2 separate regions of the Homo sapiens genome follow, and region 2 is linked to region 1. A link is an interaction called in ENCODE POLR2A ChIA-PET data of the cell type or tissue named here. Cell type or tissue: B cell. All regions are shown on one strand. Links, peaks and the distances in the headings refer to the core of each region. The heading gives the core; the rest is flanking DNA. Region 1 overlaps LOC105370866 (a long non-coding RNA gene). Region 2 overlaps DENND4A (DENN domain containing 4A).

What was found. ChIA-PET counts read pairs that join two places held together with the same protein. Peaks named below come from ENCODE experiments on the same cell type or tissue, not always from the same donor. Only the 100,000 strongest peaks of a DNase experiment are listed, where the experiment ranks them.
Region 2: POLR2A ChIA-PET joins it to region 1 with 15 read pairs; 5 of 35 experiments call an interaction of 5 or more read pairs at or near these places.

The regions. Positions count from the first base shown.
Region 1 is chr15:65,847,944-65,860,562 of GRCh38, forward strand. LOC105370866 (a long non-coding RNA gene) reads left to right here. Exons shown (of 3, transcript XR_932372.2): 2 at 2,921-3,014; 3 at 11,676-12,540. Among named protein-coding and RNA genes, the nearest start is that of TRQ-CTG1-4, 15 kb to the right of the region's middle. RefSeq lists a silencer at 9,084-9,173 and enhancers at 10,055-10,144, 10,205-10,284. In B cell, for the core only: CTCF peaks have their summits at 9,095 (motif pointing left) and 9,295; DNase peaks (open chromatin) are centred at 7,998 and 9,088.
Region 2 is chr15:65,744,744-65,760,384 of GRCh38, forward strand. It overlaps DENND4A (DENN domain containing 4A), which reads right to left. Exons shown (of 33, transcript NM_001320835.1): 3 at 11,397-11,729; 4 at 7,636-7,885. The coding sequence starts at 11,707. Among named protein-coding and RNA genes, the nearest start is that of MIR4511, 33 kb to the left of the region's middle. In B cell, for the core only: no CTCF peak of the experiment used is centred there; no DNase peak of the experiment used is centred there.

The sequences.
Region 1 (12,619 bases), core at 4,477-12,476:
CTACAAGAAAATTTAAAATTACTTATGTGGCCTATATTATGTTTCTGTTGGACAGTGCTGCTATAGAGTGTCCTACAAACAAGGAAACCCATAAATTCTCTAATAAGAACTTCTTTCTGTCTGTCATTCTTTTCCTGTACTCCCACTCACCATTTTTTTTTTTTTTACAATGTCATGATTTTTGGTATAAGTTAATGCTCTACTACTGCAATCCAGGCAAATGTACAGGGGATAGTATCTCACCTGAGTGAAGTCCAAAGGTCAGCATATAGATGAACATTGAATATAATAAAAATTGCCTTTGGAAATCTTTTAGGAAGGCCTCAAGCTGTCCCAATCTTTTAACTCTCACCCAGTTTTTCCCCTAGCATTAGGACAGATCATTGTTTTTTCAGGTACTATTAATAGTTGGAGAAGTACTTGTTTGTGTTTGGTACAGTATTATAGCAAAATACAAATCTAAGTTCAGAATCCCCCTCAGCCTGGAGAGATGCCCGACTATGAGAAGCAGAAGGTTCCTGTGGGTGCCTGAGGTTTACACTTCTTGTTCACTTGGGGTGTACATTCACTGAGTGCCAGAGAGGAGGGCCTTGCCTGCTCTGTTTATTTCTCTCTCTTACCTCCAATCAATTTTTCTCTATTTCCCTAATTTTGTGTTTGGTAAGTTCCTGTAGTTGTATTTACATACCTTAGTATGTAAAGATCTCTCTCTTCCCCAGATTCTGTAGATATATGATTTGAAAGGTATAACTAAAGGCCAAAAATGAAATTGCAAAGCTAATGTGAATGTACTTAATGCCACTGAACTGTACACTTAAACATGGTTAAAATGGTAAAGTTATGTTATATACATACTGCTGGGCATGGTGGTTCATGCCTATAATCCCAGCACTTTGGGAGGCTAAGTCAGGTGGATGGCTTGAGCCCAGGAGTTTGAGACCAACCTGGGCAACATGGCAAAACCTCGTCTTTACAAAAAATATATATATATAAAAAATTAGCTGGGTGTAGTGGTGTGCACCTGTAGTCCCAGCTACTCAGGAGGCTGAGATGGTAGGATGGCTTGAGCCTGAGAGGTCAAGGCTGCAGTGAGCCGTGATTGTGCCCCTGCACTCCAGCCCACACAACAGAGTGAGATCCTGTCTCAAAACAAACAACCAAACCCAAAAGTTATGTTGTATATTTTTTACCACAATTTTTAAAAGCCATAATGAAGCATACTTACATCTTGTGGGGAGAGAATGTGGGACTCTGACATGAGACAGAATTGGTGACTGGAAATGTCACAGATTGAGTTCACTCTTTCCAGACTGTGGATGGGGTCATCCCTGCAGCCCTTCTTCTAGCATGTCTCCTTCAGCTTCCTATTCATTCTGGGGGCTGCTCAATATCCCTCTGACTAAGGCCCCCTTTTTGGGCTGAACTTAGCCAGTTCTTTTTGTTTGCAACCAAAATAGCCCTAACTGATGCGCTAGGGTTCAGATCCTGGCTCTACCACATTTAAGCGTTTGCTCTTGTGTACATCTTTCTGAATCTTGGTTTTCTCATCTGCAAATTTGTCATCATAATATCTTCCTTACAGGGTAGAGCCAGGGTAAAAGATAGTATACGTGCCTAGAATTGTAACTCATAGTCCAATGGGGTTAGAAAACTAACAAGGGCAGTCTCTGGTCCCCTAGTTTACACTGGTGAGTTATTCCACCAGAATGTCAAATGCCTTATGTGGGAAATATGGGAATAATGAGGATTTCGTGTTTGTCAAATTTCTATTTGCTGCTGCACTTCAACACTGTCTCCTCTATACCGATCTTCCCTCAGGGGTTGAGGGGTAACACCATTCATGACACTACAGCATGAAATAATGGGATGAGGGAAGGAGACAAGAATCTATCTCTCTGAAAATGTCTGATCAATGAATAATCAGATGGAAAATGTAAAAAATAAAATTTGTCCAACGGGGTTTATAGTGAAGTCTTTTAAAATAGCTGACGTTGGCCAGGTGTGGTGGCTCACGCCTGTCATCCCAGCACTTTGGGAGGCCGAGATGGGTGGATCATGAAGTCAAGGGTTCGAGAGTAACCTGGCCTGCATGATGAAACCCTGTCTCTACTAAAAATACAAAAATTAGCTGGGCGTAGAGGCACACTCCTGTAATCCTAGCTACTCAGGAAGCTGAGGCAGGAGGATTGGTTGCAGTGAGCTGAGATCATGCCACTGTAACTCCAGCCTGGGGGGACAGAGCGAGACTCCATCTCAGAAAAAAAAAATTAATTAATTAATTAAATTAAATTAAATAGCTGACACTGGAGAGAATGGCTAATAACTGCTTTAGGATTTAGTTCTATTAAATAATTTTTGTTTTTTTTTTTTTTGAGACAGAGACTTACTCTGCTGCCCAGGCCCAGGCTGGAGTGCAATGGCACGATCTCAGCTCACTGCAACCTCCGTCTCCCGGGTTCAAGCGATTCTTTGTGCCTCAGCCTCCCAAGTGGCTGGGATTACAGGCATGTGCCACCACATTTGGCTAATTCTTGTATTTTTGGTAGAGACAGGGTTTCACCATGTTGGCCAAGCTGGTCTCGAACCCCTGACCTCAAGTGATCTGTCCACCTCAGCCTCCCAAAGTGCTGGGATTACAGGCGTGAGCCACTGCGCCTGGCCTTAAATTTGTTTTGATGATTACTTCAGTCCATGTTACATTGTTGTGTATATGATAACGCATGGAATTGTAATGGGATTCTACTGCACTTTACCACACAAAGCAGGATGGGGATAAAAATGAAAAGACTCAGTAACAAAGCTCTCCAGATGTTGTAGCTTTTATACACTCTTCCTTTGCCCCCCAAATCAACCCTTACTGCCAATATCAGAATACTTAAAAGTGTTTTCATTGAATTATTTATGTCTTTGTCTTCCTTAGGCTACAAGTGCAAAAAGCTGAATGAAAAATGGAAAGGTTACTGCTGAAATATTTACAGATGGAAGGATATGATGTCTAGAATTTGTTTCAAACAGTAAGTATGTGGGTGGGGCAAGTAGCTGGTGATGTAGATGGAATAAGACTGGTCACAGGTTAATGTTTTAAGGTGCTAGGTACTAGTAGATGGGGTTCATTATTTTATTCTGTCTATTTTGCATATGTTTAAAATTTGTCACAATACTTTTTAAAATTGGATAATTACACTACTTAAAATATGCATGTGTGAAGCAAAGACTGAAAGAGAACAAGAAAAATAAAGTTATGTTGGGTTTAGAGTAGCTGAATTATAGGTGAATTACTTTTTAAAACTTTAATATTATTCTAATTTTATCTTTCAATAAATAAAAATCCGAAGGAAAAACACACACAAAAACTCTTTGAATGTAAGGACCAGTGGCATGCTGGAGGTGGCTTGTTATCAGCTTGAGAGAACTGATTGTTAAATTTTCAGGAATTTTGCATCCTGGCTAATGTTATGTGGGCAGCTTGAAATTGACCATGGTAGGAGTATTTATACCTGAAAATTAGCAAACACTACAAATCAGTATTCCCAAAAGCCAGTTGTTAAACATTTGCCATTTGTGGGCTGTATTGTAAAGACTGCATTGTATACTTTTCTACCCCAAATTATCTAAAGGTCCTGAAGTCAATGGGCAGGTACTTACTAATTTATTTTACACATATTTAATGAGGTTCTACCATGGGCAAGAAATCGTGCTAGGCACTTTGGGGAATACAAAGAATTATCTAAGAAAGGAGGAGAGGATATCCTAAAGTTCGTGTGAGAACATACATGTAAAAAATTATGCAGGCTGGGCACGGTGGCTCACGCCTGTAATCCCAGCACTTTGGGAGGCTGAAGTGGGTGGATCACCTGAGGTCAGGAGTTTGAGACCAGCCTGGCCAACATGGCGAAACCCCAACTCTACCAAAAATACAAAAATTAGCCAGGAGTGGTGGTGGACGCCTGTAATCCCAGCTACTCGGGAGGCTGAGGTAGGAGAATTGCTTGAACCCGGGAGGTGGAGGTTGCAGTGAGCCAAGATCATGCCACTGCACTCTAGCCTGGGCAACAGAGCAAGACTCTGTCTAAAAAAAAAAAAAATTACAATACAAATATGGCAATATAGGGGTGCTGAGGCAGGAGGACTGCTTGAGGCCAGGAGTTCCAGACCAGCCTGGGCAACATAGTGAGACTCCCTGACTCTATTTTTTTTTTCTTTGAGACAGGGTCTTCCTGAGTCACCCAGGCTGGAGTACAGTGGCGCAATCTTGGGTCACTGCAGCCTTGACCTCCCGGGCTCAAGCAATCCTCCCACATCATCCTCCCAAGTAGCTGGGACTACAAGTGTGCCATCACGCCTGGCTCATTTTTGTATGCTTTGTAGAGATGGGGTTTCACCATGTTGCCCAGGCTGGAATCGAACTCTTAGATTCGAACCATCTGCCCACCTCAGCCTCCCAAAATGTTGGCATTACAGGTGTGAGCCACCTCACCCAGCCTGCCCTGACTCTATTAAGAAAAAAGAAAACTTGCCATTCAGCTACAAGGAATGTAGCTGGTTGACAGCCTCCAGCTGCTAGTGACTTTAGGATCCACCTCAGCTTTCTAAAAAACACTGAATTGTCATGCCAGGTGTGTTGGTATATGCCTGTAATCCCAGCTACTCAGGAGGCTAAGGTGGGAGGATTTTTTAGTAAGTGAATTGTATCTCAATAAAACTGTTATTAACAAAAGGAAGGAGGTTGGGCATGGTGGCTCACGCCTGTAATCCCAGCACTTTGGGAGGCCGAGGCAGGCAGATCAGTTGAGGCCAGGAGTTCGAGACCAGCTTAGGCAACATAGGGAGACCCCCATCTCTACAAAACATTTAAAAATTAGCCAGGTGTGGTGGTACACACCTGTAGTCCCAGCTGCTTGGGAGACTGAGGCAGGAGGATTGTTTGAGCCCAGGATGTGGAGGTTGCAGTGAGCGGAAATCGTGCCATTGCACTCCAGCCTGGCTGACAGAGGGAGACACTGTCTCAAGAAAAAAAAAAAAAAGAAGAAGGAAACAGGACAAAGATGAAAGATGTCAAGATGTCAGCCACTAGTTCTATTTTTAAATTTTAAAAAATGTTTTTCTGGAAGGCCTAGCTAATGCAATAGGACAATAAAAATAACTTTTGAAAGAGAGTTAAAAACATCATTATTTGGAGGCTATTTGATCTACTGAGAAAATATCAAGAAAGAAAATAATATTAGTTCAGGAGAGTGGCTAAGTGGGTATATACTATACATATGTGTGTGTATGTCTTAGTCTTTTTGTGCTGCTATAACAAAATATTGCGAACTGGGTGATTTATAAATAATAGAAATTTCTGTCTCACAGTTCTGAAGGCTGGGAAGTTCAAGATCAAGGGGCAGGTTTGATGTCTGGTGAGGGCTGCTTTCTCTCCTTTTAAGATGGCGCCTTGTTGCTGTGTCCTCCAGAGGGGACAAATGCTTTATCCTCACATGGTAGAAGATGAGAGGGCAGAAAAGCAGCAAACTCTCTCTGAATGAAGCCTCTTTTATAAGGACATTAATCCATTCATGAGGAGCCCTTATGACTTAATCACCTCCACAGAAGCTTCACCTTTCCGTTCCACCACAATGGGGATTAAGTTTCCACATGAATTTTGGAAACACACGTTCAAACCACAGCAATATGTTTATAAACAGACACACACACACACACACACACACACACACACCCCACCCCTCCACATGCCAGTTAGAAAAATACTTGATTCACAGTAATAGCAACAGCTGTGAAATACCTCCGATAAAACTTAATCTAAAATGTGTAAGACCTTTACAGAAAAAACAAAAATTCTGCTAAAATAAATAAAATAAAACTTGAATAATAGACATATATATTTATGGAAGGGAAAACTCAATATATAAATCAACTCAAAAATAAATCACTTCTTCACATATTAATCTAAGATTGCAATGGAATTCAAAACAAAATCCCAATAGATATTTTAAAATTTGTTAAATTGTTTCTAAAGTTCATCTGAAAACACAGATGTGAGATAAGCCTAGAAAAATTTGAAAGAAAGAAAAGAATTATGAGAAGCACTGGCATGCGGGTAGAAAAAAATTAATGGAACAAAATGGAAAGTCCAAAAGCTAATCCATGTACTATGGAGTTTTAGAGTGGGAAATGAAGATATAAAAATGGCATTTCAAAACAATGGGATGGGCCAGGCATGGTGGCTCATGCCTGTAATCCCAGCACTTTGAGAGGCCAAGGCGGGCGGATCACCTGAGGTCAGGAATTCAAGACCATCTTGGCCAACATGGTGAAACCCTGTCTCTACTAAAATTACAAAAATCAGCTGAATGTGGGGGTGCACACCTGTAATCCCAGCTACTCGGGAGGTTGAGGCAGGAGAATAGCTTGAACCCGGGCAGCAGAGGCTGCAGTGAGCTGAGATCACACTGCTGCACTCCAGCCTGGGTGATGGAGGGAGACTCGGTCTCAAAAACAAAACAAAACAAAAAACAATGGGATGGTTTATTAAATAAATGATGTTGGGGCAATTGGATATTCATATAAGAAAAACTAATGCTAAAATAAATAAAACTTATATATGGAAAAGATTCCATTTAAAAAGTTAAAATACAGCCAGTCACTGTAGCTCACACCTGCAATCCCAGCATTTTGGGAGGCCAAGGCAGGTGAATCACCTCAGGTCAGGAGTCTGAGGCCAGCCTAACCAACATGGAGAAACCCAGTCTCTACTAAAAATACAAAATTAGCCAGGCATGGTGGCGCATGCCTGTAATCCCAGCTACTCGGGAAGCTGAGGCAGGAGAATTGCTTGAACCTGGGAGGCTGAGGTTGTGGTGAGCCGAGATCGTGCCATTGAACTCCAGCCTGGGCAACAAAAGTGAAACTCCGTCTCTAAAAAAAAAAAAAAAAAAAAAAAAAAAAAGTTAAAATACAAAGAATGAACTGAAGAAAATATTTGCAACATGTATGATTGACTAGGATTTAATATCCTTAGTTCTATAAAGAGCTTTTATGACTCAATAGGCAAACAATAAATATCCTGATAGACAAACAAAGGATTGAACAGGCAATTCACACACACACAAAGGAAATGGCCATTAAACATTTAAAACTTCTCAACTTCACTTGCAAAAGAATACTGCTAATTATAATAAAAGATGTAATTTTTATACATTAGCAAAGGTGAAATTGATGGACAGGATAATATTCCATATTTTAAAGAATATAGAGAATCAGTGGCCGGGTGCCATGGCTCACACCTATAATCCTAGCACTTTGGGAGGCTGAGGCAGGTGGCTCACTGGAGGTCAGGAGTTAGAGACCAGCCTGGCCAACATGGTGAAACCTTGTCTCTGCTAACAATACAAAAATTAGCTGGGCGTGATGACACGTACCTGTAATCCCAGTTACTCAGGAGGCTGAGACAGGAGGTTGCAGTGAGCCAAGATCGAGCCACTGCATTCCACTCCCACCCCCGCCAAAAAAAAAAGATAATCAGGAACTCTCAAGCATTACTAGGAATAAAAATTGGTACCACCATCAGGAAGGCATTTCTTCTAGAAATGTATTCAAAGGAAATGTTTAGAAGGATGCTCACTACAACATCTTTATAGTATCAAAACATTGAGAAGATCCTAAATGTTTATCAATAATAGGTTGGTTAAATAAACTTTGGTTCATCCATATAACAGAGGTATATAAGAGTTTAAACTAGATCTGTATTTCTTACTATTGAAAGATTCAGAGAAAAAATGAGATTGCTCAACAGTGTATATTTCACTTATGTAAGAATTAAATACACATCTTCATATATTGTATATTAAAGATTCTGCAGGTTGAAGAGTCTGAAAGACTATATGCCAAAATGTTAATGCTACTTGAGGAAAGAAGGGGAAGGTATCACTTGTATTTTCAGTTGCAAGCAATAGAAAATTAGAGTCAAATGGACTAAAATAATAAGGGGAATATATTGGCCAAGTAGTCAAATGCCTAAAGGCAGAGTGGGCTTTGGTGATGGGTTGACATAGGTGTTCAACGTGTGGTTCAGCTTTTTTTCCATCTTGCCCTTTGCCTTCAAGGTAAAAGCCTCTTTTTTTTTTTTTTTTTTTTTTTTTTTTTTTTTTGAGACGGAGTTTCCCTCTTGTTGCCCAGGCTGGTGTGCAATGGTGCGATCTTGGCTCACCGCAACCTCCGCCTCCTGAGTTCAAACAATTCTGCCTCAGCCTCCTGAGTAGCTGGGATTACAGGCATGTGCCACCACGCTCAGCTAATTTTGTATTTTTAGTAGAGATGGGGTTTCTCCGTGTTGGTCAGGCTGGTCTCGAACTCCTGCGTCAGGTGATCCATCCACCTCGGCCTCCCAAAGTTGCTGGGATTACAGGAGTGAGCCACCATGCCTGGCGGTAAAAGCCTCTTAAAGACATTATATTGAGTGAAATAAGTTAGACATAAAAGTGTAAATACCCTATGATTCCCCTTAGATGAGATACCTAGGGTAATCAAACTCATAGAGACAGAAAGTAGAATGGTGGCTGCCAGGGCATTGCATAATGGGTATAGAGTTTCAGTTTTGCAAGATGAAGAGAGTTCTGGGGCCGAGCGAGGTGGCTTATGCCTGTAATCACAGCACTTTGGGAGGCTGAGGCAGGAGGATCACTTGAGGTCAGTAGTTCGAGACCAGTCTAGGCAACATGGTGAAACCCCATCTCTACTAAAAATACAAAAATTAGCTGGGGGTGGTGGCGGGTGCCTGTAGTCCCAGCTACTCGGGGGGCTGAGGCAGGAGAATCGCTGGAACCGGGGAGGTGAAGTTTGCAGTGAGCCAAGATCGTGCCACTGCACTCCAGCCTGGGCAAGAAAGCAAGACTCAGTCTCAAACAAAAAAAAAAAAAAAGAAAGAAAGAAAATAGTTCTGGGTATATTTGTTGCATAACAATGTGAATGTACACTGTACAACGTAAAAATGGTTGAGATGGTACGTTTTATGTGTATTTTATCACATTTTTAAAGAAAATTACATTGCCTAAAAAGGTATAATAAAAGCCTCATCCTAAGGCTAGCTCCCCCTGGTGGTGGGAGAGTTGCAGCACATTGAGGCGAGGCTACAGGTGTCACTAAGGTGCTGGGTGTCTCCCTTCACCCATCATGCAGCCCACCCAGGCTTCTCTCTGGTTGGACCATAATAGTATGTTTCTGGATCATGCACTCTGCTGGCATCACATTCTAGGGCTCTCTTTGGAAATTTGGGAAGAAACTTTTTTTTTTTTTTTTGAGACAGAGTTTCACTCTTGTCACCCATGCTGGAGTGCAGTGGCGCCATCTTGGCTCAATGCAACCTCTGCCTCGTCCCCCGAGTAGCTGGGATGACAGGCACGCAACACCATGCCTAGCTAGTTTTTGTATTTTTAGTGGAGACGGGGTTTCACCATGTTGGCCAGGCTAGTCTCGAACTCCTGACCTCCAGTGATCCGCCCGCCTCGGCCTCCCAAAGTGCTGGAATTGTAGGCGTGAGCACTGCACCTAGCCTTGGGGAGAAATTTTGGCTGTCACAATAATTGGTCATTTACAGAATGTGGGCCAGGGGCATTAGATTTCTGATAATGTATGGGTAAATACATTACAGAATTTTCCCACATTCCGCACAACTTTTAATGCCCTGCTCGACATTAATGTAGATTTTTAAAAACTTGTGTGTAATAATTTGAGCCTAGCCTCTCATTCCATTTTATATATAAATATAAACTATTTTTGCATGGTTTTAATATAAACAGAATATCCAGATATGAGGCTAATGAGTAAATTGACAGAAAATAGTATTTAGCTACATTTGGAACTTTACCAAAAGTTGTTCACTGTTTCAGAAAATCATGTCTTCAACAACCAACACTTGTGGTATTTGAGTCACTGATTTAGCCCTGCATATTGCAATTCACACTGCATAATGCAATTCACACTGCATATTTTAACATCTCTGAAATCAGGATGTATCCTACAATCAATGACGTCTACAAAATACACTAGTGAATATTAGTCTGCATTTGAAGCTGTTGCATTGATTTCTTGCTTGGATTCTTATAACAACCTCCCAACTGGTCTCCCTGCTTCCATCCTTCTCCTCCTACAATGTTTTCAACAGAGCAGCCAGATTTTTCCTTTTAAAATGTAGGTCAGATCATGTCACTCCTCTGCTCAAAACCTTCTCATGTTTCACCAGTTTACTCAGAGTACAAGCCTTACAGTGGCCCATGAGGCCCTTCAAGATCTGGCTTCTTTACTTCTCTGACCCATCTCCTACTTCTGCTTTTATTTATAGTACCTGCTCTAATCCACCTCCCTGGTCCGTTTACAGACCACGCACTTGCTAGACAAGCTTCTGCCTTAGGGTCTTCACATTAGCTATTCCACCTGCCTGCGTATTTTTCCCCTAGATAATCGGTGTGATTCATTCCCTCACCTCCTTTAAATCTTTGCTCAAATGTACCTTCTAGTGAGGCTGCCTTGACTACTCTATTTTGAACTGCAAGTCACTACCCACCTCTCTACTGCTCTGAACTCTTATTTCCTTTTACCCTGTTCTACTTTAAAAAAGTCATAACAGGGCCGGGCGTGGTGGCTCAGGCCTGTAATCCCAGCACTTTGGGAGGCTGAGGTGGGCGGATCACCTGAGGTCAGGAGTTCAAGACCAGCCTGGCCAACAAGGTGAAACCCCATCTCTACAAAAACACAAAAATTAGCCGGGCATGGTGGCACGCACCTGTAATCCCAGCTACACGGGAGGCTGAGGCGGGAGAATCACTTGAACTGGGGAGGTGGAGGTTCCAGTGAGCCGAGATAGCACCATTGTACACTGTACTCCAGCCTGGGTGACAGAGCAAGACTCCACCTCAAAAAAAAAAAAAAAAAAAGATCAGAACAGTTGTCATCTTCTAATGTAATACATAACTTACTTATGTATTATGTTGATTGTGGTCTATAACCACACCACCCTGCTAGAATGTTTGCTCCATGAGGCAAGGATTTCTTTTTCTTTCTTTTCTTCCTTCCTTAATTTCCTTCCTTCCTTCCTTCCTTCCTTCTTTTCTCTCTCTCTTCTCTCCCTCTTTCTCTCTCTTCTCTCCCTCTTTCTCTTTCTTTCTCTTTCTTTCTTTCTCTCTCTAACCCTCCCCCCCGCTTTCTTTTTTTGTTTTTTTTTTTGACATGGTCTCACTCTGTGGCGCAGCTGGAGTGCAGTGGTGTGAACTTGCTCATTGCAACCTTTGCCCCCAAGGCTCAAGCGATCCTCCTACCTCAGCCACCCGAGTAGCTGGGGCCACAGGGATGCACCACGATGCCCGGCTATTTTTTTGTATTTTTAGCAGGGCCAGAGTCTCGCCATGTTGCCCAGGCTGGTCTCGAACTCCTGAGCTCAAGCGATCCACCCACCTTGGCCTCTCAAAGTGCTGAGATTACAGGCATGAGCCACTGTGCCCAGTCTAAGGCAAGGATTTCTGTCTGTATCCCTAGTAAACAGTGCCCAGCACATAGTAGGTACTCAATAAACATTGTTACATAAATGGTGATTCTGTTAGGTGCAAGTATCTAATTACTTCATTATGTCTTCTATTACACTTGTGCTCAAGCATTTACTTTTTTTTTTTTTTTTTTTTTTGTAGAGACGAGGTCTTACTACCATAGCCCAGGCTGGGCTCAACTGATCCTCCTGCCTCAGCCTCCCAAAGTGCTGGGATTACAGGTGTGAGCCACCACGCCCGCCATCAAGCATTTACTTATTGAAACACATATCTTTTTATAATGCATTATTTTCTTATTTATCCTTTATACTTATAGCATTATATTGATTTTTAAAGTGTGTGCACTCACCTATGCAGCACTCAAAAGGTTCTCTAAAATGATGGTTGACATCTTTCTTCAACTCTGGTGTTTTCCTATGTAACTTTTTCTAAGTGTAATATGTACTCAACAACTAAAATAGGATGTATGATATGTACATGCCTGCATGGGCATACAAAGACACACATACACATATATAAAATAAAGAAAACACTAAAATATCAGCAAGCTTGACTCCCAACTTAAAATTATGTGTGCAGGAAGGTATATCATAAGATAAGATCTATTGATGTCAGGATGGTAAAGACAGTGTTATGAAACGTTTGTTACAATATCAGGGTTTGGATGTTAGGATTGAGAACCTCAGGGTTAGATAATTCCAGAAGCCACTCCTGGAGCTGTGGGTAGGGATAATCCCACCCAAACTGCCTGGCTGTTTTCTGGATGGAAGGGGTGGGGTGGTGCTGGGGAGGAAACCACAATGTTGGCAGCCAGGAGGAAACAAACTTCACTTTCCAAGTTTACTGTACTTCTATATTGTTTGTGTTATTTGACTATTTTACAATGACTGTTCATTCCTTTTGTAACAAGCAAGACCAGTAAAGCTTTTTTTATTTTAAAATCTCCTATAAAATATAGAAAACAGATAAACAAAATAATAAAAATCACCTGTAATCCTATTCTGCAGAAATAACCACTGCTAACATTTTATTTTTATAACCTTTTGTTTTCAGGCATGTGTGGACTTACATAGATATTTCAATGA
Region 2 (15,641 bases), core at 1-8,000, 110 kb before region 1:
ATCTATTTTGAATGTACAGAAGCCTTTTTGTTGGCTTGTTTCTCATGTAATCCTTTCAAGAATTAAATAAGAATTGTACTTGAGTCATTTCTGAATAAAAAATGCATTATATACCTGTCAAAAGCCAGGTGACAAGAGGTGACAAGTAGTTACTTAAAGGTAACGACTAAAACTTTGGAAAAATATCAGTATTACAGAAAATACAGACAAGTTACATAAGTATTTTCATGTAAGAAGCCAAGTGTCTGAATATAAATTATTTTCCAACTTTGGTTTCTCTGATATTTAGTTCACACTCACTTAATCAAGTTCTCATTTAGATGTACTTAAAAATCTGATGAATAACAATGAGAAGATATCATAAATAGCACTATATGATCATTTAATAATATTTTATCAAGAAATGACAATCTCCTGAGTATTCAAAAACATAAATCTTTGCTTTTCAACTTTAAGTATCTGTCAGCCTTCCAAATACTGAATAGCTAACAGCATAATGTGGTCAAACTAAAGTGAAAGAGAATAATATTCAAATATCTCTCTTATTTAAAACACACAATACACATAAAATAATATGTCTGGCTATCTGCAAATATCTTACTAAAAAATAAAAACCCTTAACCTTTTATTTTAATATAGTTTAATGAATTATGTTGAGATTGTAGCCTTGGGAAATTTTCTCTTGATGGAAAAATATTAAAGCATTTATAAAAATAAAATCCCAACACAGCAATGAACATAAGCAACATTTAACACACTAATCTACTGGAAAAATATTTTTTAAGTCACATGAATATGTAAAAGTCAAGCAGATATTATGAATATAGGCAAACAAATTTTGGTTTATCAAATGGATAAAAAAAATTTTATAAAAATGGGCTCTCTATTGGAAAGTCCCAACTCTACTTCCCAATAAATCCAATTTGTAAAGATAGCAAGAAAACTTCAATAATAACTTTGGTGACAATAAAAAAAGAACTATATGACCATTTGGATATAGTAGAAACCAAAAGGAATATTCTATAATGAAAAACAAGGAGTTAGAAATGCAGTATAAGTTACGGGGCTCTGTAGGAAAGAGAACCATGGATATTAAAATTAAGAGCGGGGCCAGGCATGGTGGCTCATGCCTGTAATCCCAGCACTTTGGAAGGCCGAGGTGGGCGGATCACCTGAGGCCAGGAGTTTGAGACCGGCCTGGCCAACATGGTGAAACCCCGTCTCTACCAAAAAAAAAAAATACAAAAATTAGCAGGATGTGGTGGCGGGCACCCTTAATCCCAGCTACGCAGGAGGCTGAGGCAGGAGAATCCCTTGAACCCAGGAGGCGGAGGTTGCGGTGTGCAGAGATCATACCATCGCACTCCAGCCTGGGCGACAAGAGTGAAACTCCGTCTCAAAAAAAAAAAAAAGGAATTAAAAGCATTTTCCAAATTTTTTTACACACAAGGTTCAAGGTGAAAAAAGAAGGAGGCATTGTTCTAAAACTACTTTAAACTCTCTACCAATAAGTATCCACATTGTGGTTTGCCACAGCAAAAACGTACTTTCAAATTCTTCCTCTTTCCCCCAGAATTAGGTACATGATTTAATTACTTCCCTTGTTAACAATTCTACTTTTTTCTCTTTTTTTTTTTTTTTTTTTTTTTTTTTTTTTTTTTGAGACGGAGTCTCGTTCTGTCACGCAGACTGTAGTGCAGTGGCATGATCTCGGCTCACTGCAACCTCTGCCTCCCAGGTTAAAGCAATTCTCCTGCCTCAGCCTCCCGAGTAGCTGGGATTACAGGTGTGCACTACCAGGCCTGGCTAATTTTTGTATTTTAGTAGAGACAGGGTTTCAGCATGTTGGCCAGGCTGGTCACGAACTCCTGACCTCAAGTGATCCAACTGCCTCAGCCTCCCAAAGTGTTGGGATTACAGGTCACAGCACCCGGCTCAATTCTACTTTTCTAAGTAAACTCGCTAAATCAAATGCTGACATTCTTGGACAGTTGTAAAACAAGAGCCATGTGGAAAGAGTATTTAAAAAATACCCTTAAGGAGACTCAGCCAGGTGCAGTGGCTCACATCTGTAATCCCAGCACTTTGGGAGGCCGAGGCAGGCGGATCACTTGAGATCAGAAGACCAGCCTGGCCAATATGGTAAAACCCTGTTCTCTACTAAAAAAATGGTAAAACCCTGTCTCTACTAAAAAAAAAAAAAAATACAAAAAATGGCCGGGCGTGGTGGCGCATGCCTGTAATCCCAGCTACTCGGGAGGTTGGGATAGGACAATCACTTGAACCCAGGAGGTGGAGGTTGCAGGGAGCCGAGATCGCACCACTACACTCCATCCTGGGTGACAAAGTGAGACTCTGTTTAAAAAAAAAAAAAAATACTCTTAACGAGAGTCAAAAACTAAGGAGATAGTCTCAAATTTGCCAAAAATTAGCTGTGTGTTTTAAAGCAAGTCAAGCAAGCTACCTGGACTAAATATTCTTCTTCACAAATTTTTGCAATTTTAGATTGTATGACCACTCTAAGTTCTCATCCAGCTCTAAAATACTGTAATTATGTTCTAATATCAAATCAAAGTCCAAATCATTTAAGGCTATGGTCCAAGGTTTAAAACAAAGTAATTTTTGAAAACTCTTTCTATAAGCTTAATATGGATTAAACTAGATGCTATTATCATCCTCATTTTACAATCATGTAACAGGCACAGAGAGGTTAAGCTACTTGTCCCAGGTCACACAGCCAGTAATGGTCAGAGATAGGGTACAGACCCAGACACTCTAGAACCAGAGTTTGTGCTCTGAACACACTAATCTATACTGATTTTAATCACTATGAAATACAGATATCCTGTGCTATCTTATTGAGAGGGTTAAAACCAAATTCAGGGTCCCAAAATTTGTACTGTATCCAGCCACATATCAATACACCCCAGTTTTTCGTCTTTTTGCTTCATCTTAACCCTCAGTATCTCATGTTGCTATATTAAGAAAGTAAAAATAGTTTTAAAAATCTGCTTCCTGGCCAGGCACAGTGGCTCATACCTGCAATCCCAGCACTTTGGGAGGCTCAGGTGGGCGGATCACAAGGTCAGGAGTTCAAGATCAGCCTGACCAACGTGGTGAAACCCCATCTCTACTAAATATACAAAAATAGTCAGGCGTGGTGGCGCGCGCCTGTAATCCCAGCTACTCAGGAGGCTGAGGCAGGAGAATCACTTGAACCCGGGAGGTGGAGGTTGCAGTGAGCTGAGATGGCACCACTGCACTCCAGCCTGGGCGACAGAGCGATACTCCGTCTCAAAAAAAAAAAAAAAAAAAAAAAAGGAAAAAAAAAAAGTCTGCTTCCCTACACTTCAGAAAAAGGAACATGAATTTTTAAAAAGTCAACTTCCATAAAAACTTAACACATGTTGAAATGCGTATAAAATCTTTAGATCTTAGCAAAGTGTTAATTTACATAATGATAATAGGACACTGTAAATATCTGCTCTAACATCAAGAAATTAGCTTTTGAGGAAAAATTTAAAAATTAAACAAAATCCACGCAAGATAGGGTGAGAAAAAATAAAATAAAATAAAAAGAAATTAAATTTACAGCTAAGCAAAGTCACTCATGCCTGCAATCCTAGTGCTTTGGGAGGCCAAGGAGGGAGGATTGCTTGAGGCCAGGAGCTCAAGACCAGCCTGGGCAATAAAATAAGACCCAATATCTACAAAAAATTTTGAAAATTAGTCGAGCATGGTGGTGCATGCCTGTAGTCTCAGTTATTTGGGAGGCTGAAGCAGGAGAATCACGTTAGCCCAGGAGTTTGAGGCTACAAAGAGCTATGATCATGCTACTGATGTACTCCAGCCTGGGTGACAGAACAAGATCCTGTCTCTAAAAAAAAAAAAACAAACAAAAAAAACAAAGAAAAAGAAAGAAAGAAATTAAATTTAAAATTTTGTGATTAAAAACCCAATTGTTGGCCAGGCACAGGGGCTCATGTCTGTAATCCCAGCACTTTGGGGGACTGAAGAGGAATGCTGGAGCTCAGGAGTTCAAGACGAGCCGGGGGTATGTAGGGAAACCTCAATTCTACAAAAAAGTTAAAAATTAGCCAGATGTGGTGGTGCACACCTGTGGTCAATCCACTGAGCTGCTCGAGAGGCCAAAGTGGGAGGATCACTTGAGCCCAAGAGGTCGAGGCTACAATGAGCCATGAGCAGTCCACTATACTCCAGCCTGGGCAACAGAACAAGACCCTGTCTCTAAAAAAAAAAAAACAAAAAGAAAAACCCAATTGTTTCTTCAGAGTAGCTGCAGTAGAAAAAAAGAAAAAAGAGACCCAATTGTTGACAAAATTATGAAAAAAAAACCAATATTCTCGTACTTTATTGGTAGGAATTTTAATTGGTTAAACCCTTCTGGATAAAATCTTAATAGTAAATATGCGCTTTGATCCAGAAATTCCAGGACGAACCATAAGGAAATAATTAATGCAGTACAGTGCTCAGGAGTTTGGTTCTGGAGTTCTGCAACCTGAATTGGATCTTGCTTTAACTACTAATTGAAGGTATGATCATGGGAAAGTAACCACCTCTTTAACTCTCAAATTTTCTTCTTTGTAAAATGGGGAGAAAATACCTATTCAGGGTGGTTGTGCAGAACTGAGTTATTGAATGTGAAATACTTAGAACGGTGTATAGCACAGAAGAGCTAAATAAATGTAACTTGTTTTATAGAAGATTTAGTTATAAGTATGTTCGTAACAGCTTGCTTGCAACATTTTTAAAAACCAGAATCTAAAGGTCTTTACAAAAGAGGATAATAAATAAATTGTGGCACATCCATTTAATACAATAATATTTAGCCATTCAATAATATATTTAATACACTGATATTAAGTATATTTAATATTTAATAAATATATTACAATATTATCAACCTCCACAATAAGCAAAGAAATGCAAATTAAAATTAGAACAATTTTGTATTATATAGTCAATAATTAAAAAGTCAATAATTGGTAACAACCAATGTTGGTGAGGTGTGGGAATGTAGGAAATAGCATTCTCATAAACTATGCCTGCTGGGAGTAAAAACTGCCACAGCGTTTTCAGAACAATTATTTCAACACTTTCAAAATGGTCAGCATACTCATGGACCCATCAGTTCCACTTACAATTACTTATTCTTCCAGAGACACTCAAATATCTACAGAAAATGCACAGCATTAATCAAAGTAGCATTACTAGGAATGGAAAAAACTGAAAATAACTTGTATTCATCATTCTGCATTTGTACTTTCTGGAATACTATGCAGTTGTTAAAATAATTAAGTAGAAAGTTAAATAAACTGATAACGATAGAAAAAAGGCTTATATCAGAAATATAAAGAAATTTCCATTTTTTTAATACTATACAATCATAAAAAAAGAATGAAATCATGTCTTGTGCAGCAACGTGGATGCAGCTGGAGGTCATCATCCTAAGCAAACTAATGCAGAAACAGAAAACTAAATACTGCATTTTCTCGCTTATAAGTGAGAGCTAAATATTGGGTATACCTGGACATAAAGATAGGAACAAAAGACGCTGGGGACTACTAGAGGGGGAAGACAGGGAGGAAAGCAACGGCTGATAAACCACCCATTGGGTTCTATGCTCACTATCTGGGTGATGGGTTCAATCACACCCTAAACCTCAGCATCATGCAATATATACCTTTGTAACAAACCTGCAAATGTACTCCGATTTTAAAATAAAAAGTGAAAAAAGAAAAAGGAAATACAAAAAAATTCAAATTAAAAAAAAGGATTAATTTATTATATATACCCCACATATGTGAACACAAAAGGGTCTGGAAGGACACAAGTCAAATTGCTCATTGTTAGCCCTGACAAAACATGGAAGTAGGAACAAGAACCTTCATTTTCTCACTTTCTACTCCATAGATCTACAATTTGTATACTCCTCGCCCTCCAATTTTCTTTGAGTATACATTCCTTTTTTTTTTTAATTTAAAACAGTAATAAAAGAACAAAGACAAGACAGTTAAGGATCATGCATGGGAGGACTTTGGCTTTTACTAAGAGTGAGATGAGAAGCCATTAAGGGTTTTAAGCAGAGTAGTGATAGGATCTGATTTATGTTTTTAAAGGATCACTCTTGTCTATGCAAAGAATATGATAGAGAGAGCAGAAGTGGAAGAACTGATCAGTTAGATAAAAAACTATGGCCTGCATTTGGCCCAAGGTCTGTTCTTGTATATCTAAACTAAGAATAGTTTTTGCTTTTATAAAGGGTTAAAAAAAAGAGATGACTATGAGACAGAGATTGTATGACCTGTAAAACTTAATTTATCACCTAGCTCTTTAAAGAAAAAATTTGCCTGACCCCTGGATTAGGACACTACTGCAATAATCCCATTAAGAGACAATTATGGCTTAGACTAGGGTTATGGCAATAGAGGCGTTGTGAAGTGGCCATGTTCGAGATACATTTTGAAATTATAGCTAACAGAGTTTACAGAAGAACTGAATGAGGAGAAGATAAAGGTTAAGTTTACTCCAAGGTTTTTCAGTGTGAGTTACTAGAAGAATGGAATTTCCATTTGCTAGATAAGGAAGACTATAAGCAGGTTTGGAGAGAAACATCAGGAGTTCAGTTTTGGACATATTAAATTTGAGATGCTTCATTAGATGAGATATTCAAGAAGGGATGATGAATTAGAGAAGTCCAGATTAGACAAATTTAGAAGTCATCCACACGTGGCCTATATTTAAATGATTAGATCACCAAAGGAGTATGTTTAGGTGGTGAAGATAAATGCTTTGAGGACTGAACCATGAGGCACTCCATTGTGTAGGGATGGGGAGATGAAAAGGAATCAGCAAAGGCAGAAAGGGAATGACTGGTGAGGTAAAAGGAAAAAGCAAGAGAGTACCTAAGAAGAGAGTATATTTCTTCTTCATTGCACTGTTTCAAGAAGGAAGAAGTAACCGTTTATGTAGAAACCTGCTGAAAAATTAAAACAAAGTATTGATCTCTGGATATGACAACAAGAGAAATCTTGATGGAGTGATGGAGACAAAAGGCTGACTGGAAAGAGTAAAGTGAGGAATGGGACAGAATATACTCAACTCTTTTTAGAACTTTTACTGTAAAGGATAATGAAATGAGGCAATGAAAGCAGAGGAATATGAGATCAAGAAGTTTTGCAAAGATAAGAAATATTTGCATGTTGGAGGAAATAGGGAGGGAAAAACCAATGATTTACAAAAAAGTAGGGAGGACTGCTAAAGCCATGTCTTCAAATGGGTAAATTGAGATGTGGGATCTAGTCCCGTTGAGGTGTGGGATCTAGTCACAAGTGGAAGGATACTCATTGCTTTTGTAGTGGGCGGGGGGGGTGGGGGATATTATTTTTTTAATTTAAAAAAAAGTACTTTGCATAGTTTCTTTTGAAAGTACAACCAAAGTACTTTCCGAAAAGTAAAATATCTAATATCTTTAAAAACACATTTTTCAATTCTGTAATTAAACTATGCTGTTTTCCAAAAAAAAAAAAAAAAAAAAAAAAAAAAAAAAGATGTATTTAAAATTATGCTCTTTTCATCAGTGGTTAATGTTACCAGTGCAAGTAAGTCACTTACCATACTGTTATTGAGATTCTTGTCGACTTTGCAGAACGTGTGTGGTGGGCTTTCTCCTTTACTGGGTATAATAATACATATGTCAGTGACAGCCAACGTATTCTGAGTCATGTTTTCAGAGGCTCTTCGGTAAGTGATATAAATTCTTTGTGATGAGGTACTCCCACTAATATTTGCGGGGCGCCCATAGGGAGTACTCTGAATAATTTCACAACCCTGTTTCAATCTTTCTTTCCAGTCATATAAAACCCTAAAAATAAATTTTTAAAAATAAATACACAAAGCACTTTAAATATGAAAAGTAATATTCTCAGGCATCATCAACTGATCCTTAAATGTAGTAGCATGGTAAAAATATTCCAATCTTACTGCAATTTTAAAATGCACGGTCTTGTATGAATTAAAGAATAACTCTTTTCCCCACCAAAAACTTTGTTTTAAGGAAAAATTCTGACAAACCATTGTGTTTGTTAATATAAACCAGAGAAAGGTACAATTAAATGTGAAGGTACCTATTTTGGCACATCATTTAATATAGTTATTAATTTATTTTTTGTCTCTAAAACAAGCACCTTCTTTAGAAAAAGCAACTGGGCATTTTGGCCAAAGTTAAAATTTTACAAAAGGTTACTTGCCCAACTGTGTAGAGTCTGCTTGCACGCTTTTATCTCCAATACTTTCCTTAGCTTTAAGAGACAGTTTTAGGCTAAGAGAATGTAACTTCAAATCCATCCTTAATCAAAAGTCTGGGTGAGGCACTAGGCTTTTATTTTCTCTTTATTGGGGTAAAATCATAGGCTTTTAGTACAGGGTGGACCTGGCATCCATTCATTAAGTTTTCTATACTTAAGCACTAAGGAACACTAAAAAAAATAGTGCTTAAATAACATTAGTTTATTCCCTCATTAAATTCATTGATTTGTACTTTAATGCCAAGTCCTTGGCACTAGTAAAAAAATAAAAATAAAATAAGCTATATATGGTTTTTTTGAGACAGAGTCTCGGAGTCTCACTCTGTCACCCAGGCTGGAGTGCAGTGTTGTGATCTCAGCTCACTGCAACCTCTGCCTCCAATGTTCAAGCGATTCTCCAGCCTCAGCCTCCCGAGTAGCTGGGATTACAGGCGTGTGGCACCACACCTGACTAATTTTTGTATTTTTAGTAGAGACAAAGTTTCACCATGTTGGCCAGGCTGATCTCGAACTCCTGACCTCAAGTGATCTGTCTGCCTCGGCCTCCCAAAGTGTTGGGATTACACGTGTAAGCCACTGTGCCTAGCTACAAATTAAATATGTTTCTGCATTTGCTATAAAGCTATAAATTAAATGTGTTTTTGCATTTGCTATAAAACTTGTAACAAGCAATGTCTTCATCATCAATCAATATTTCTCATATAAAATCCACTATACAAATAAAATATAATGCCAAAAACTGGTCAAATTATTTCTTTCTTTCTTTTTTTTTTTTTTTTTTGAGATGAAGTTTCGCTTTTGTTGCCCAGGCTGAAGTGCAATGGCATGATCTTCGCTCACTGCAACCTCCGCCTCCTGGATTCAAGCAAGTATCCTGCCTCAGCCTCCCAAGTAGCTGAAATTACAGGCACGCACCACTACACCACACTAAGTTTGTGTTTTTAGTAGAGACAGGGTTTCGCCATGTTGGTCAAGCTGATCTCGAACGCCTGACCTCAGTTGATCTACCCACCTAGGCCTTCCAAAGTGCCGGGATTACAGGCATGAGCCACTGTGCCTGGCCAAATTATTTCTAATATAAGTTTTAATTTCACTTTTTCTTCTGGCCATCAACAAATTAAAAAAAAATCTTCTCAATATTTTGAAAATTTACAGTTAAATTTGATGCTTAATCATAGCAACTGCATGAATCCTAATGTTAGCTTAAGTGCTTATTCTTCCTTCTTTTGATCTTGTTTTGCTTTTTCTTAACTTAAAAAAGGCACCTACACACAGAGAAGTTAGACAATCTAAATTCAAATTCCCACCACCTGTTACTAGCTGCAGTTCTGTAAGCAGTTACTTAACCTCTCTGAGCCTTATAGTCAGCTATAAAATCTAAACATTTTGGCTTCAAAGGATTCCATAAAGAAAAGTAAAAAGAACCTACAGAAAATATTTGTAAATCATTTAACTGATAAGCGGCTTTATCTAGAATATATTAAGAACTCTTATAGCTCAACAAACAAAAAGACAACCAAATTAAAAATGGGGAAAGGATCTGAATAGACATTTCTCCGAAGATATACAAACTTGTCAGTAAGCACATAAAAAGATGCTCAACATCATTAGCCATCAAGTGAATGCAAATCAAGACCATATGAGATACCATCTCACACCTGCTGGGACAGCAATAATCAAAATAATATGAAATGCTGACTAGGACATGGAGAAATTGGAACCCTCATGTACCGCAAGTGGGAATGCAATATGGTACAGTTTGCTTAGCAGTCTGGCAGTTCCTTAAAAGATTGAACATGGAATTACCATTACGATCCAGCAATGTCACTCCTAGGTATATACAAATAAAAAATGAAAATACATGTCCACATAAAAACTTGCACATGAATATTCATGGCAATATTATTTATAATAGCCAAGAAGTGGAAAAGTCTCAAACATCCATCAACAGATGAATAAACTGTGGTATACCCATATGATGGAATATTATTCAGTCATAAAATGGAATAAAGTACCGACACATACTATAACATGGATGAACCTTGAAAACATTATGCTAAGAAGTCAGTCAAAAAAGATCATATACATAGTATGATTCTATTTATATGAAATGTGCAAAATAGGCAAATCCATAAAGACAGAAAGTAGCCAAAGGCTAAGTGAGTTAGGAAATTGGGTAGCAACTAAGGAGTACAGGGTTTCTTTTTGGCATGATAAAAATGTCATAGAATTTATTGTGGTGATGGTTGCAAAACTCTGAAAATACTAAAAACTATTGAATTGTACACTTTAAATAAATGAGTGGCTGTATGGTATACGAATTGTATCTCAATAATAAAGCACCCTAAGTAAAGCTCTAATTTACCCCAATATCCTTCTTTGATACACACAGTTAACAATCCATCTATAATGGGGCTGGGTGTGGTGGCTCACATCTGTAATCCCAGTACTTTGGGAGGCCAAGGCAGGAAAATCACTTGAGGCCAGGAGTTTGAGACTAGCCTGGGCAACATAGCAAGACCCTGTCTCTACAAAAAAATTAAAAACTAGCCAGATGTGACAGCGTGTATCTATAGTCCCAGCTACTCAAGAGGCTGGGGCAGGAGGATTACTTGAGGCCAGGAGTTTGAGGCTGTAGTGAGCTATGATCATGCCATTGCACTCCAGCTGGGTGATAGAGATTAACCCTGTCCCTTTAAAAAGAAAAAAATCCATCTATACTGATCATTATAACATGCTTAAAAGCCTTTTTTCGTACTTTAAAAATAATCAAAAATTTTCCAATCAGGATAACACTTTAATTTTCTAGTACTTTCCTGCAAATGTTTTTCAAATTCTCTCCCCTGCCTCTAACTGAAAGAAACCCAGGCAAGGTAAGACTGCTGGGAACTTCAGGATAAAGAGAGACAAAAGGAAACAGGGAGAGAATACAGGTTTCTGAATACAAACTTGTGTATTTTTCTAAATCTGCCATACATCTATTAATGACCAGAATGAACAGTTAATCTCCAAATCTACAAGGCATATTATTTGGATCAATAACAGTAAGTCGTTTAAAAAAATACTTACCCCAGATCTGTAAGTGGAGGCTTATCTCTTCCTCTTCTATAGCAAAGGTAAATCTGTGGCCCCACAAGACTTCCATTATTAAGATCAGCTGACAATCCAGTTGGGGTAACATCAATACAGATATAATCCTGTGGGACTTCCTCCCCAAGAGATTTGATAATAACTGAAACATCTGTAATAGGTTCTTTTGGTTTAGCTACTTTATGACAAGCATCATTGAAGTGAATTTCTTCTTCTAGAGGCTTTGAAACATCAGTTAATCCTGCTACAACAAAGTAGTCAGCAACACGAGGCCCCTTGTCTTCAATCATCTTCCATTACAGAAGGTTACATCTAAAAGGAAAGTAAAAGACTAGTACTCCCCTATAATAAGCAAAATAAATACAAGTGGTTTGTGTGCAAATAAGAACAAAAAACTACAAAAAGAGCACTAGTTCCTTGATAAACACAGTAGCATTGTATATTTAACTTACATGTAAAAAGAATTTAACAATAAAAACATCTTTAGCAATCTTTTATTATAAAAGTAATGGATGAATTCCCAATTTTGGCAATAGTGAAACCTACATTACCTAAGTAGACAACAAAAAGAGATCTTTTTAAATGCACAGTCTGGCCAGGTGCAGTGGCTCACGCCTGTAATCCCAGCACTTTGGGAGGCCAAGGCAGGTGGATCACCTGAGGTCAGGAGTTTGAGACCAGCCTGGCCAACATGGTGAAACCTTGTCTCTACTAAAAATACCAAAAATTAGCTGGGCGTGGTGGCAGGTGCCTGTAATCCCAGCTACTCAGGAGGCTGAGGCAGGAGAATCTCCTGAATCCGGGAAGCTGAGGTTGCAGTGAGCCGAGATCGGACCACTGCACTCCAGCCTGGGTAAAAAGAGTGAAACTCCATCTCAAATAAATAAATAAATAAATAAATGCACAGTCGTTCAGTAAACGCTTTTAAATATAAATCTTACACAGACTTGTAAGAATGTAAGGGAAATTCCTAGGTCCCCAAAACACTGAAGAAACCAAAAGTCAGAATGCAGTCTGTAAACTACCACTGAGTGGGGAAATTTACTGATCTCCTCAATAATCAAGAGGCTTGTGTGTTTATTTTGTTTTATTCTTCTGAGATGGGGGGGGGGGGGTCTCACTATGTTGCCCAGGCTGGTCTTGAACTCCTGGGGTCAAGTGATCCTCCCATCTCAGTCTACCAAAGTGCTGGGATTACAGGCATAAGCCACTGCACCTGATCCGGCTTGTGTTTTAGAAGGCATTAAAAGCATGGGAGATAAGCACTTCAGACCACATAGATAGAGAATTGGAACTGAGCCACCTATATAAAGCTGAGAGTTTCAAAGGACTATACTCCCAGCCAAAGAGTGGTTTTAAAAGACCTATCCACTGACACAGGGAGATAATAAAGTTGTAGGGAGGGTAGCGGGGGAGTCTCCTCTGAGAATTCCTAACAATAGGCCTATTCACACTTGGGTTTGGGGTTTGTACTTAAACCATATGGATGGTCCCAGGAAACTACAAACTAAGAAATTAATAATAAAAGCGCTCTCAGGTTGGCCGAGCGCGGTGGCTCACGCCTGTAATCCCAGCATTTTGGGAGGCCGAGGAGGGCAGATTACCTGAGGTCGGGAGTTCAAGACTAGCCTGACCAACATGGAGAGAACCCATCTCTACTAAAAATACAAAATTAGCCAGGCGTGGTGACACATGCCTGTAATTCCGCTACTTGGGAGGCTGAGGCAGGAGAATCGCTTGAACCCAGGAGGAAGAGGTTGTGGTGAGCTGAGATCGCACCATTGCACTCCAGCCTGGGCAACAAGAGCGAAACTCTATCTCAAAAAGAAAAAAAAAAGTGTTCCCAAGCTAGTGATTCCCCTTGAAAAGTAAAACAGTTCTTGAGGGTACAGCCTCAACCCAGGTTTTCCACAGACAAAGCCCAGTGGAAGACAAGTTCCTGTTCCAAAACTACAAAAATGCATACACAAAAGTCTACCAGAAGTTAAGTCTCAGCAGATATATCAAACAGAAGAATTTCAAATAATAAAAGTAGGTAAGAGAGTGTAACAGTAATGCATGCTTACAACAGATTCAAAGAAAAAATACACAAAATAGAATCTATCACATATTTGCAGTCTCCTTTGGTTGTCCGGTATCACTTAATTTTATTTATGTATTTATTTATTTTTGAGACAGGGTCTCGCTCTGTCGCCCAGGCTGAAATGGAGTAGTGCAAACATGGCTCACTGCAGCCTTGACCACCTGGGCTCAAGCAATCCTCCTGCCTCAGCCTCCCATGCAGCTGGGACCACAGGTGTGCACCACCACGCCTGGCTGGTTTGTTTTTGTTGTAGAGATAGAGTCTCATTTTGTTGCCCAGGCTGGTCTCAAATTCCTGGGCTCAAGAGATTCTCCCGCCTCAGCCTCCCAAAGTGTTGGGATTACAGGTGTGAGCCACCATACCCAACCTATTTGTTTCTTTAACTAGGAGAATACATTCCACAGTACCATCATTATTTATATACCACTATTATAGGAAAAAAGTTTAATCTAAAACAATTTCCCAGAGTTTGTTTCATGTTAGACACAGTTCCAATAAGTGCAAAGAAAAGATTCCATGGACAAATAAATTAGGTATACACACTATAGGTCTCTTTGGATACTTACTATATATATAAAAATACTAAATCCTCAGCAGTCTTTTGATAAAGGCAGCCGATAAACTTTGCTTAACTCAGGATTTCCCAAGCCTATTTGAAAAATGAACCACATTTTCCCACTTAACAACTAGAAACAACCCTAAGAAAATGCTAGTTTACAGTAAACAATCTTCCCTTGTAGACCATAAAATCTCAGGGCAAAGACATTCTTACGTAGTATATACTTGTTTACAATATAATTATTAACATTTTCATCAAAATCCCAAAACTCATTTAATTTTCTATATTGCTAATGTCATCAGTTTTCAGAATTCATGACACATTTCTTGGAATCTGTATTCATCACTCAAATATACTCTAAGTATTCCCACTATTTTCTTTAAAAATGAGACTAGGCCAGGCAAGGTGGCTCACGCCTGTAATCCCAGCACTTTGGGAGGCCGAGGCGGGTGGATCACAAGGTCAGGAGTTCAAGACCAGCCTGGCCAATATGGTGAAACCCCATTTCTACTAAAAATAACAAAAATTAGTCAGGTGTGGTGGCATGTGCCTGTAGTCCCAGCTACTCGGGAGGCTGAGGCAGGAGAATTGCTTGAACCCAGGAGGCGGAGGTTGCAGTGAGACAAGATCGCGCCACTGCACTCCAGCCTGGGCGACCGAGCGAGACTCCATCTGGAAAAAAAAAGGAAAAAAAATGGGACTAAAGAAGATTAAATGTTTCTACTTGTTTTATTTACATACTAATGGCGCCTATGCAGCAATTTCCTTACATATAGGATTTCTACATATAATAAAGGGCTTAACCTTTTCAGAAATGCCTCCTAGATGGACACTTAAAAAGAAAGTGCTAACAATCTGTTCTGAGAAGACTGTTAAATGCTGACTTATCACCCTCAGCTCGTTGCATATAACAAGTGCTCCAAAAAAAGAGCAGTTTTACCCAATTGACCATCTATTTATTTAAGAAAGTTGCAGAATAACAAAAGGACTTTTGTGTTTAACTTTTTTTCTCCAGTTCATTAGTCTTTGAAAACAATTTTTAAAGGGCTGCATAGTATTTTATTTTATGGATATACCATTTTTGACCTATGTGCTTACTGTAGATCATTTATTACTTCTACTTATTTTGCTAATTTTTTTTAAAGGGTACAATGAATAATCTTGATAAACCTCTGGACACAACTCTAGTATTTCTTCAGGATACATTTGTTGAAATAGAATTATTAGGTCAAAGGTTATATCAGCCTTTATTTATGTGCTTTCGTGTGTACATGAATTTTATATTATAAGCTCTAAATACACATAACCTTAAAAATTACTCTGGTAAAGTATTTTCATTCCATCATAATGAAGAAACTAAAACATCCTCCTTTTTCCTAGATGCTAACTTTATGTTATTTAAACTAAAGCATGGCCAGGCGTGGTGGCTCATGCCTGTAATCCCAGCACTTTGGAAGGCCAAGGCGGGCAGATCACTTGAGGTTAGGAGTTCGAGACCAGGCTGGCTAACACGGTGAAACCCCGTCTCTACTTAAAATACAAAAAATTAGCGGGGCATGGTGGCGCACGCCTGTAATCCCAG